2 separate regions of the Homo sapiens genome follow, and region 2 is linked to region 1. Evidence: chromatin contacts called from ENCODE Hi-C or POLR2A ChIA-PET data. All regions are on one chromosome and are shown on one strand. The core of a region is the stretch at or near the end of the contact, and the rest is flanking DNA. Distances in the headings are between cores, read along the strand shown. Region 1 has its middle 44 kb from the start of TIAM2. Region 2 overlaps TIAM2 (TIAM Rac1 associated GEF 2).

Evidence for each region. Hi-C counts contacts between places; a loop is a spot of excess contacts on that map. ChIA-PET counts read pairs that join two places held with the same protein, here RNA polymerase II (POLR2A). Pooled maps may share reads with other maps.
Region 2: a pooled map shows a loop between it and region 1 (2.5-fold over the local background). The contact joins two enhancer-like sites. A Hi-C loop is called at or near these places in 2 of 50 pooled maps. POLR2A ChIA-PET finds 5 or more read pairs at or near these places in 2 of 52 experiments (CD4-positive, alpha-beta T cell and WTC11).

The regions. Positions count from the first base shown.
Region 1 is chr6:154,949,066-154,954,550 of GRCh38, forward strand. No RefSeq gene overlaps it. Among named protein-coding and RNA genes, the nearest start is that of TIAM2, 44 kb to the right of the region's middle. RefSeq lists an enhancer at 2,295-2,795. Within about 2 kb of position 2,131, at least 4 of the 41 ENCODE cell types and tissues checked have a DNase peak (open chromatin) inside an H3K27ac peak, as active enhancers do.
Region 2 is chr6:155,246,226-155,251,710 of GRCh38, forward strand. It overlaps TIAM2 (TIAM Rac1 associated GEF 2), which reads left to right. Exons shown (of 27, transcript NM_012454.4): 20 at 1,775-1,954; 21 at 3,626-3,744; 22 at 4,688-4,796. It also overlaps a transcript of TFB1M not described here. Among named protein-coding and RNA genes, the nearest start is that of CLDN20, 15 kb to the right of the region's middle. RefSeq lists an enhancer at 1,110-1,805. Within about 2 kb of position 2,351, at least 10 of the 41 ENCODE cell types and tissues checked have a DNase peak (open chromatin) inside an H3K27ac peak, as active enhancers do.

The sequences.
Region 1 (5,485 bases), core at 881-3,380:
TCAAGCTCACTAATTCTTTCTTCTGCTTGATCAGTTCTGCTGTTGAGAGCCTGATGCATTCTTCAGTTTGTCCATTGAATTTTTATTTTAGCTCCAGAATTCCTGCTTGATTCTTTGTAATTATTTCAATCTCTTTGTTAAATTCATCTGATAGGATTCTGAATTCCTTCTCTGTGTTATCTTGGATTTTGCTGTTTCCTCAAAACAGCTATTTTGAATCCTCTGTCTGAAAGGCCATAGATCTCTATCATTCTGGAATTGGTCACTGGTGTCTTATTTAGTTATTTGGTGAGGTCATGTTTTTCTGGATGGTCCTGATACTTGTGGATGTTTGTTGATGTCTAGATATTAAAGATTTAGGTATTTATTCTAATCTTCACAATTTGGACTTCCTTGTACCCGTGCTTCTTGAGAAAACTTTCCAAATATTCAAAGGGAATTGAGTGTTGTGATCTAAGTCTTTGGTCATTGCAGTCATATGTGCATTACAAGGCAACCCAAGCCCAGTAACGGTGTAACTTTTGCAGACCCGTAGAGGTACTGCCTTGGTGATCTTGGATAAGATCCAAGAGAATTCCCTGGATTACCAGGCAGAGTCTCTCGTACCCTTCTCTTACTTTCCACCAAACAAATGGAATCACTTTCTCCATGCTGAGCTGTCTAGATTTGGGGGATGGGTGGCACAAGCACTTACATCGCCATCACTGCTGAGAGTGTGTTGGGTCACACCTGAAGCCAGCACAATACTGGGTCTCACCCAAGGCCTGTGGTGACCTGATATTTATTCAATGCCCAAGAGCTTTTTAGTTGGCTGGTGGTGAATTCTTCTGGGACTGTCTTTTGCTTCAGGGCAGTGGGTTCCCTTCTGGCCCAGGGTGGGTCTAGAAATGTCACCCAGGAGCTATGGCCTCGAATGGGGGCTTCAGGACTTTAGTGCTTTATTTTACTGTGGCTAAGCTGGTGTTCAAGTTGCAAGATAAAGTCCTCTTTAAGTCCTCTTTACTCTTTCCTCTCCTCTTGGAATTGCGAGCTGTGCTGCCTGGGGTTGGGGGACAGGCCTTGGCCATGTCAGCTAGTGTTTCACTGGGTTGCATGCACACCAAGCCTACTGGCTCCAAGGTCGGCCCAGTACTGCGACTTGCCCAGGAATTGTGGTCCTTGTGGCCTAAACTGTCTTTCAAGTTTATTTAGTACCCCAGAGCACTTGAGCCTGCAGTGGCAGGGCTTGCTAGAACTCCGGTTCTGACTACCAAGACGAACCCTTCTCCTCCAGCTAGGACTGGTCTAAATGCTCCCTCCATGGGCACCAGCCTAATTCTGCCCTGTGTTGCTTTCCACTGTATCAGGGCAGCACTGAGTTGCAATGCAAAGCTCCATAATGACTTCCCTCTCCCTCTTCCAAAGACACAGATTCTCTGCATCATGCTGCGCTCCTAGGGGAAGGGCGAAGGGTAGTGTGAGCAATTCAAGGCTGTCTTTCCCACCCTCTTCAGTGCCTCTTCCTTGATATGATGTTAAAACCAGGTACTGTGATTGCTCACCTTATTTTCTGGTTCTTTTGAAGGTGCTGTCTTCTGTGGATAATAGTTCAATTTGGTGTTCTTGAGGGGTGAGGTTGGAGGGGACAGGGTGGGATGATAGCTGGAGGGTTCTGTTTGGCCATCTTGCTCTCTTTATAGTTATTCTTCATTAAATAGAATCACCAAGGCAGGAAGGTGTCATTACTGCTTTGATTCCAGATGCCTCTAGGCTCGTAGGCCATTTGAAGGCTTCCAAAGCTCTGGCGATAGAATAGATTCCTTCATGGACCCCCATTCCTACTCCTCTACAGTATCCATGCCACGTGAAGATAGCAGTAGGAGAAGATTCCTCCAGCTTCCTCCAGAGTGTGAAGGGGGTGCTGAGGATGGAGCTTCTGAGCCTGAATCTCTGCCGACTCAGGAGACGTCAGAGTCTGTGTTCCGTGACTGGCTCCCCAGCAATCTCACCAGATGTGCTTAGATTTGGGTGGACTCAGTCACGCTGCCCAAAGCTGCATTCACTCATAGGGAGAGCAAGGGACCCACAGTACTGCTGCCATGTCCCTTTGAGGTGGCCTCTGTGTGCACCTGCTGGTCCTCCAGCCCAGTCTGCTCTCTGTACACAATCCCCATGAGCAGCATGAGTGCCAAGAACTGCTCAGTGCTCAGGTCTGGCACCTGGGCTTCTTTCACGTGCTCATAAGGCAGCCAGCGTGTTTCCCTAGGTACCCCGGAGGCTTTGGGCACAGAGGACCACACGTCCAGAAGTTTGGGCCATTCACATGTGTGCCATGTGGACCTCTCTGGAGAAGAGAGCTGGGTGCACATCTCAGCGTGTGCAATGGGCATGAGTGTGTTTGGCAAGCATGCTCAGGATGAAGATCACCCCCTCCTTTATCCCACTGCTTCCTGTAGCTTCCAAACCACCTCCTCAGAAGTGTCATCTCCAGCCACTGCTTCCTGTAGCTTCCAAACAGCCTCCTCAGAAGTGTCACCTCCAGCCACTGCTTCCTGTAGCTTCCAAACGGCCTCCTCAGAAGTGTCACCTCCAGCCACTGCTTCCTGTAGCTTCCAAACGGCCTCCTCAGAAGTGTCACCTCCAGCCACTGCTTCCTGTAGCTTCCAAACGGCCTCCTCAGAAGTGTCACCTGCAGCCACTGCTTCCTGCTCTTTCACATTTTCTTTCTTCTTTGTCTGTGCTCTGTGGTTTGGCATCTGCCCCAGCTGCTCTGCTGCCGTCTTGTCTACCATCCATGCATGAATGACTTCCTTAAAAACACCGCCTTGTCTTTCCGTGGTCCTTCTCCTTTTCCTTCCTTCCAAAGTTGTCACCGTGGACCTCCTCTTCCACCCCCGTTCAGGAAACTGTTCCCTCAGGCTCACCTGACCTAGCCCTTTCCAGTTTCCTTAGCACCTGGGCAGGTCCTTCCGGGTGACTCATCCCATCCTAGCAAGCAGATTTTGGGGACATACCTAAGAGCTCTCCCCTGTTCTTCTGGTGAAGCATTTTCTCTTTTCAGAGAAGTCACTGCAAGCCAGGGTGACTTGCTGATTTGAATCTTCAGCCCTGACTCCTCTTCTGAGTTATAATTACTGCCTGGACATTGCACCCTGGGGGATCTATTCAGACTGAACATGACCAACGGTGAACTTGTCTCCCCCACCTTCTGTCCTGCCCCAAATCCTCACCCTAGTATCTGTTAGGAGGGCACCTCTTTCAGCCCTCCAACCTCTAGAGCCAACTTTGACCCTTCCATATCCTTCTTCCCCTGGAAAGGGACACCAAGTTCTGCTTTTCCTTGAAAATCCTTTAGATTTGCCTCTAGTCTCTGTCCTTGTGACCTCTGGCAATAGCTTCTGCTCTGGGCTCCCGCTCCAGTGCCCCATTTCTGGACTTCAACACAATTTGTTTTCTTTTCTTTTCCTTTTTTTTGAGACCAAGTCTCACTCTGTCACCCAGGCTGGAGTGCAGTGGTGCGATCTCGGCTCACTGCAACCTCCGCCTCCTAGGTTTAAGGGATTCTCCTGCCTCAGCCTGGGACTACAGGCTTGTGCCACCACGCCCGGCTCATTTTTGTATCTTTTAGTGGAGATGGGGTTTCACCATATTGGCCAGGCTGGTCTTGAACTCCTGACCTCGTGATCCACCCACCTCAGCCTCCCAAAGTGCTGGGATTACAGGCATGAGCCACCACACCCACCACATCACCCTCTGCTCAAAAACCTTAAGTGGCTCCTTCTGGCCCAGGATGGGTCAAGTCCAGGTTCTAAATCCCCATGTAACCTGGCACCAACCTACCCATGTCCAACCATATTTCCCACACCCTCCCCAGACATTCATGGAACAGCTCTTCAAGGCACTGGCCCAGGTTCTAGGGGAATCAAGGAGGAGGAAGCCTGGTCTTCTCCTTCAAGACCTTTTCAGTGAGGTGGAAGCTGGAGGTGGGGCATGTAGCTAGGCACAGGAACTCTAATGACGATGTAAGTGGCATTGTCACAGGCAGGTCATGTGACACGGGAGCACAGAGAAGAGTACCATTAGGTCAGACATATCATACATGTGGCTTGTGACATCCTATCAACATGAAACATAGCTGTGTTTCTTAAGCCATTTTGTTCACAACACAGCCAATGAATTCTTGTGACAATGTACCAAATTATTCAAAACAAATTTTTTAGTAAAATAATAAAACTACTTTTCTCAAAACAGTTTGATTTATTTTCTTTTTTCTTTTTTCTTTTTTTTTGAGATGGAGTCTCACTTTGTCACCCAGGTTGGAGTGCAGTGGTGCGATCTCAGCTCACTGCAATCTGCCTCCCAGGTTCAAGCGATTCTCTTGCCTCAGCCACCCGAGTAGCTGGGATTACAGGCACACACCACCATGCCTGGCTAATTTTTGTATTTTTAATACGGATGGGGTTTCACCATGCTGGCCAGGCTGGTCTCAAACTCCTGGCCTCAGGTGATCCACCAAAGTGCTGGGATTACAGGCATGAGCCACCGCACCCAGCCTCAAAACAGTTTGATTTTTGAGGAAAGAGTGCCTCCTTTTCATTAATTTGCGGGGGTGGGGGGTAACAATTTGCCTGAATTTCTATATTTTTGAAAAAGCTCTTTTAAAACATCTTGTTAGATGGGGCACCATGACTCATGCCTGTAATCGCAACACTTTGGGAGGCCAACGCCGGAGGGCTGCTTGAGCTCAGGAGTTCAAGACCAGCCTGGGCAACAAAGCAAGACCTTGTCTCTGCTAAAAATAAGAAAAATTAGCTGGGCGTGACGGTGCGTGCCTGTGGTCCCAGCTACTTGGAGGCTGAGGGTGGGAGGATCGCTTGAGCCCAGGAGATCGAGGTTGGAGTGAGCTATGATAGCGCCACTGCACTCCACAGTGGGCAACAGAGCAAGATTCTGTCTTAAAAAACAAACAGAAAAAAAACGCCACAAAAACACTTCTTGTTAGGATAGATGTGGTGGCTCCTGCCTATAATCACAGCACTTTGGGAGGCCAAGGTTAGAGGATCGTGTGAAGTCAAGAGTTTGAGACCAGTCTGGACAACACAGCAAAACCCCCAACTATACCAAAAACAAAAAACAACCCCAGAACCAAAACTTCTTGTTATTGGTAAAAGTACTGAATTTTTATATGAACATGAAAGTTAAATGCCTGACTGATATGAAAATGGTCTTGTCAAATGCATGAAAAAGGAGCGGTTGTCTTCAGGTGAGATGAGAGTCATAGTTTTGGAGTCTTTCTGTAACGTGCTCTCATTTTAAGAGTTCCACTCAGCTGCTTCCTGTACAACCCTCCACAGAGAAATTCCATATGAAACCTCTGTGAACCGAGGCTGCCGTGTGAATCTCTCCCATCAGGAGAACTCCACTTCTGTGCAGTTTTCCAGCCTGTGCCTGTGGTCTTGCATTCCTGAGACTTTGTTGTGGATAAGAAGAAAAATTCTGTGGCCTT
Region 2 (5,485 bases), core at 1,101-3,600, 300 kb after region 1:
GCGTGGGCCTGGAGGGCATCTGGAGGTTTATCCTGACGCCCTTAGTGCTCATTCATGTCCACGGATGCAGCTCTGCCATTGGATTTTAATCCAGAACGTCATGATATCCCAGAAGAAAAGCCCCACATTTAAAAAGTGGGGTCTTAGAGTGCTTCAAATGAGCAAGACCCAGCCCAAATCCATCTTCTCCAGTTGCTTTAGACAGTTGCTGAACTCTGTTGCCATTTCCTCCCACAAACACCCTCTTTTTAATTAAATTTAATTAATTAATTTTAAAAATGTAAAAATGTTCGTAGAAATGGGTCTCACTGTGTTGCCCAGGCTGGTCTCAAGCTCCTGGCCTCAAGTGATCCTCCTATCTAGGCCTCCCAAAGTGCTGGGATTATAGGCATGAGCCACCACGCCTGGCCCACAAGCACCTTTGTATTGACAGTCTGTAGTACAGTGAAAGCATACCAATGTACTTGTCAATACATATTGACAGTCAGTGCAGTACAGTGAAAGCATACCAATGGCTTGCTCCATTCCTCCTTTGTCATAAAGAAGAGGGGTCCTGTCACCACCTACTTGGCCTGGTAATCACATTCAAAATGGTATTGCATCTCCTAGAATGTTGTAGATTTTGATCTTACAACACAATCCCAAATAAGGGTGTATCTTCCTTCAGAGTAGCTGCATTCCAAGCAACTGGGCATCCAGTGCCAACTGGTGGAATCCAAGTAGCACTGGTGTATCCGCTGGTACCCAAACCAAATGCACCTGGATTCCTACACACACCCTTCATGGCACTCAGACAAAGGGGCAGTTTTCACTGCCAGAGAGGGTCCTACTGCCATGCCTGTTGGAAGGGAGCTGTGGCTCTAGGTATGCGAAAGGTGAATCTGCTTGGAGCTGTGGAGTGAAGGCTGTAGGCTGCAGGCTGTGGTGCCTGTCACCTTACTTTACAGGAGAAAAGACACTGCTTTCCAGATAACCCTTAAGTGTACAGAATACAAATAAGCAACAACTAGAGTGAGGCCAGTGGGAAAAACACTGGTTTATTTTCCTTTATGAAATTTTTGTGGGTATGGTGTAGGGTCTGGATAACATTGCTTAATGGCTTTTTTGATGTTGTTTTTTTTGAGATGGAGTCTCACTTTGTTGCCTAGGCTGGAGTGCAGTGGCGCGATCTTGGCTCACTGCACCCTCCACCTCAGGAGTTCAGGTGATTCTCCTCCCTCAGCCTCCTGAGTAGCTGGGATTAGAGGCGCCCACCACCACGCCCGGCGAATTTTTGTATTTTTAGTAGAGACGGGTTTCACCATGTTGGCCAGGCTGGTCTCGAACTCGTGACCTCAGGTGATCTGCCCGCCTCAGCCTCCCAAAGTGCTGGGATTACGGGCGTGAGCCACCGCACCTGGCCACGCTTCATGGCTTTTAATGAATTGTTTGAAACTCACTTTTTAGGCCACCTATAACAATATTTCTCATGGGTATGCATGAAATGTGTCTTTAAAGTCAGACATTCCTGCATTTTGAGTCAGTGTTAGTCTTTGGGGCGCAGCCTGCATTCCATCCTCGGAAGCTCCCAGCACTCCAGGGCTCTGTCAGGGCTGTGAGGCGGAATCCCACGCTGACAGCTGGGTGCCTGACCCACTGATGTGTTGGGGTTTTCATTAAAGAATGGCATTAGGAGGACTATAGAAATAGATGATCTATAAATGTTAAAAGAGAAATGAAGAATTTAATTCACCCCACTGTGCTCTTCTGAGGTCTTTTATCCATCTGCTTGTAGCTAAAACTGACAAAGCCTTCAAGGCTTTTCTGGACGCCCGGAACCCCACCAAGCAGCATTCCTCCACGCTGGAGTCCTACCTCATCAAGCCGGTTCAGAGAGTGCTCAAGTACCCGCTGCTGCTCAAGGAGCTGGTGTCCCTGACGGACCAGGAGAGCGAGGAGCACTACCACCTGACGGGTGAGGCGGCGGCGGCACCTCCGGGCGAGGGCCTGCACAGGGCGGCGAGGGGCTGCCAGCCGTGCCCTGGGCCTGACAGCTCACCTCTTCCCCGCCTAGTGGCACGTCCTAAGTCACTTTTCAGTTCTGCGATGGTTAATCTTAGGTTTCACGTGAATATGTGAAACTAGCTAGGCGTCTGGGCACTCCTTTAGAGCTTACAAAATACTTGGGTAGAAATGATCTCATCCGGGTAGCGCCATACTCCTCCTATGCAGGGATGATTCTGTCTTCACTCTCAAAATAAGTAAATTACCTCAGGTCACGTGGCTGTGAAACAGTGCCGCTGGAACTGAAAATCAGGCCTATTTTCCTACCACTTGGTTAAGTTTTGTGGGGTTCGCTGCCCGAGCTGCTGGTCAGATTTGTTGGGTGAGGCTCCACCTTGTGGAGATCTCTGAGCAGAGCTCGGCTTCAAAACCAAACTCCCAATGATGGGTTATGCTTTCAAGTCGCTACTGGTGTGTTACTGTTTGAACCTCTGAAATTACTGGCCTGAGACACAATTTATCAAAAACACAAAGCCTTGCAGTTTGATAGTAAATAGAGGATCCTTAAAGAGGGGCTTTATTTGGGTTGGAGATAGTGATTTGTTCATATGTTGAAACTAGGAGGTCCAATTAAACCATAGGTGATAAAATTTATGGGGAGAGAGAGGCTTATTAACACTTTAGTATTACTGAATAATAAATACTGAGAAGAGCGTAAATTAAACTGGCTTTTTTTCCATGACAAGCATACTTTGGTATCAAAATCAACAAGAGGAAAGCATTTTTGTATGACAGTTAACTTCTATAAGTAAATAATACAAATTATGTTCAGCATTCATACTATGTAAAAACTTCATTTTGTATTAAGATGATCTTTAGAAGGGTTTGATTTAAAAAACTTCCTTCCAAACTTCCCTCCAGTTAGAATTAAAATGCTGAATTGGGAGAAAAAAAAGTATAAAGAATACTGAATTTAGAAGTGACCTAAAATTTTGCTTTTTGGCTTTTATAAAATAATGTATCTCTCATATTCCCTCGCGGAAAGTTATGAACATATACCATATATAAATGCAAACAATTGTTCTGTCAGTCAGTCATGTACTGGGGTGTTTTTAAGTTCCATTTAAACCTAGATCCGGGTTCCCAGAAGGGCAAGCCAAACTCGAGAGCTGGTGCCCTAAGCCCAGTCAGGCTTGGGTTTGAAGCCTGGCTCCATTCTTGTGTTTTCCTCTCTGGAACTCTGGCAGAATATCCTGCACTCACTTTTCTCATCTGTAAAATGGGATGGTTTAGTCTTTGAGTTATTGCGGGCACTAAATGAGATGATTCACAGAAATCACCTGTCGTGATCCTTGCTAAGTAGAAAGTGCTCCAGAAATGTCAGTTGTTGTTATTAGTGATACTTTTCACTGATACTCTGTCTCATTTCAAAAAGAATTTGAAGTAGGAGATAATTTTGCTGTTCTTCATTCTAAGGGCTGGGCTACAGTGGGCTGTTGTGACTTATTCTGAATGTAATGCTCCTGCTAGTGGGTACTGGTCTGGAATCCTGAGTTGAATCTTGACTCCATTCATTATTACTGTTGGATAGAATCTAAAACAAATAACAGTTATGAAATAAATATGATTTCATATCTTGCAGAAGCACTAAAGGCAATGGAGAAAGTAGCGAGCCACATCAATGAGATGCAGAAGATCTATGAGGATTATGGGACCGTGTTTGACCAGCTAGTAGCTGAGCAGAGCGGAACAGAGAAGGAGGTCCGTGAGACATCTGCACCCTGGGAGCCTAGTGCATGTGGTGTGGGGTCTGTAGGTGACCTTCTAGATAGGCTGCCCTGTTAGGACTTTCCTGGAGGAGAAAATGCCTAAGATTTTTCTTGATAACAATGTGTCTAATGAACTACACAATTTACATATAGACATATCATAAAATTCATTACACTGGTTTAAAATATAACCTTATGTCACGTTCACATTGTCTGGAACATCCATGGAGGGTGAGAGCTGGCAGAGGGTGGGGTGGAGAAAGGACATGGGAACTGGCATGTGGAGTCTGGGGCTTTTCCTTTTTGATTTTGCCTTTTTTTTTTTTTTTTTTTAACATCAAATATTGGTGGTTACCTGCTTACTTATAAAACTAGTCCAAGCAGGATTTGACATTTTCTGTATTTTTCCTTTTTATCTGATTGCTTAATTTAGAATCTTGTGCTTCTCAAGCCAGCATGCAGGAAGTAGCATAGTTTAGGGAGAAAATGGCAGGAACAGGAAAGGACTGGAGATCAGTCCTTCACTCTGGCCAGTTTCAATGCTGGTGCTCTTTTATCAGCAGCCCGAATGGAGCTCAGAGGTGATGGATGTACTAGATCCCAGGGGAAAGCTTACAAAAGGCACTCTGGAAGAACCACGGACACTGGTAGAGTTCATCTTATGGAAACTGAGTTGGTCACAAGGCATGTCTCACCTACATGTGCGTGCACTGGAGCAAAATGCCTTCACCTTTATGTTATTCATCAGACACTTGGGTGCTTAACTCATATTTTCAAAAGCTCCACCGTTTAAGGCCCCATGTTTACAGGTATCATAAAAATTAAACCAGCTGTGCTTGCATTTTAGCAATGACTGTGTGTACATCACTATCTAACAAGAGATCATCTAGCCTGGGATTTCCGTATCTTCCTTACCTCCTGTTTTTACAATCTAGGTAACAGAACTTTCGATGGGAGAGCTTCTGATGCACTCTACGGTTTCCTGGTTGAATCCATTTCTGTCTCTAGGAAAAGCTAGAAAGGACCTTGAGCTCACAGTATTTGGTTAGTATTCCATTCAGAAGAATGCAGACTGAACAGAGGCTGGGATTACGGAAGAACTTCACTAGCCGCACCAGTCCAGCTCACTCCTGAGCTCCAGGAGTCAGAATTGCTATAATGGTTGGGGACTTAACAGGGCCAGCCCCCAACTATTTGAAACTCCGGCATCGCTCTGCATCCTCATTATCTTGTTCTCCCTTCTGCTGCTTGGCTCAGGCCAAGTGTTACAGGAACAGATCCCTGCGGCTATTTTGAAACCTGCTATCTTTTTCTTTTTCTTTTTCTGAGACGAGGTTTTGCTCTTGTTGCCCAGGCTGGAGTGCAATGGTGTGATCTCTGCTCACTGCAACCTCCACCTCCCAGGTTCAAGCTATTCCCCTGCCTAAGCCTCCTGAGTAGCTGGGATTACAGGTGCTCGCCACCACGCCCGGCTGATTTTTGTATTTTTAGTAGAGATGGGGTTTCACCATGCTGGCCAGACTGGTCTCGAACTCCTGACCTCAGGTGATCCACCTGCCTCAGCCTCCTGGAGTGCTGGGATTACAGGCATTAGCCACCGTGCCTGGCCAGAAACCTGCTATCTTAATAGTCTGCTGTATTTCAAATGTTTTAATTCTGAGAGTTGGGAGAACAAGTGACAGTATATTGTCACTGAGATGAACACAGTGTCCTCAGCTTTCAATAAAACAAAG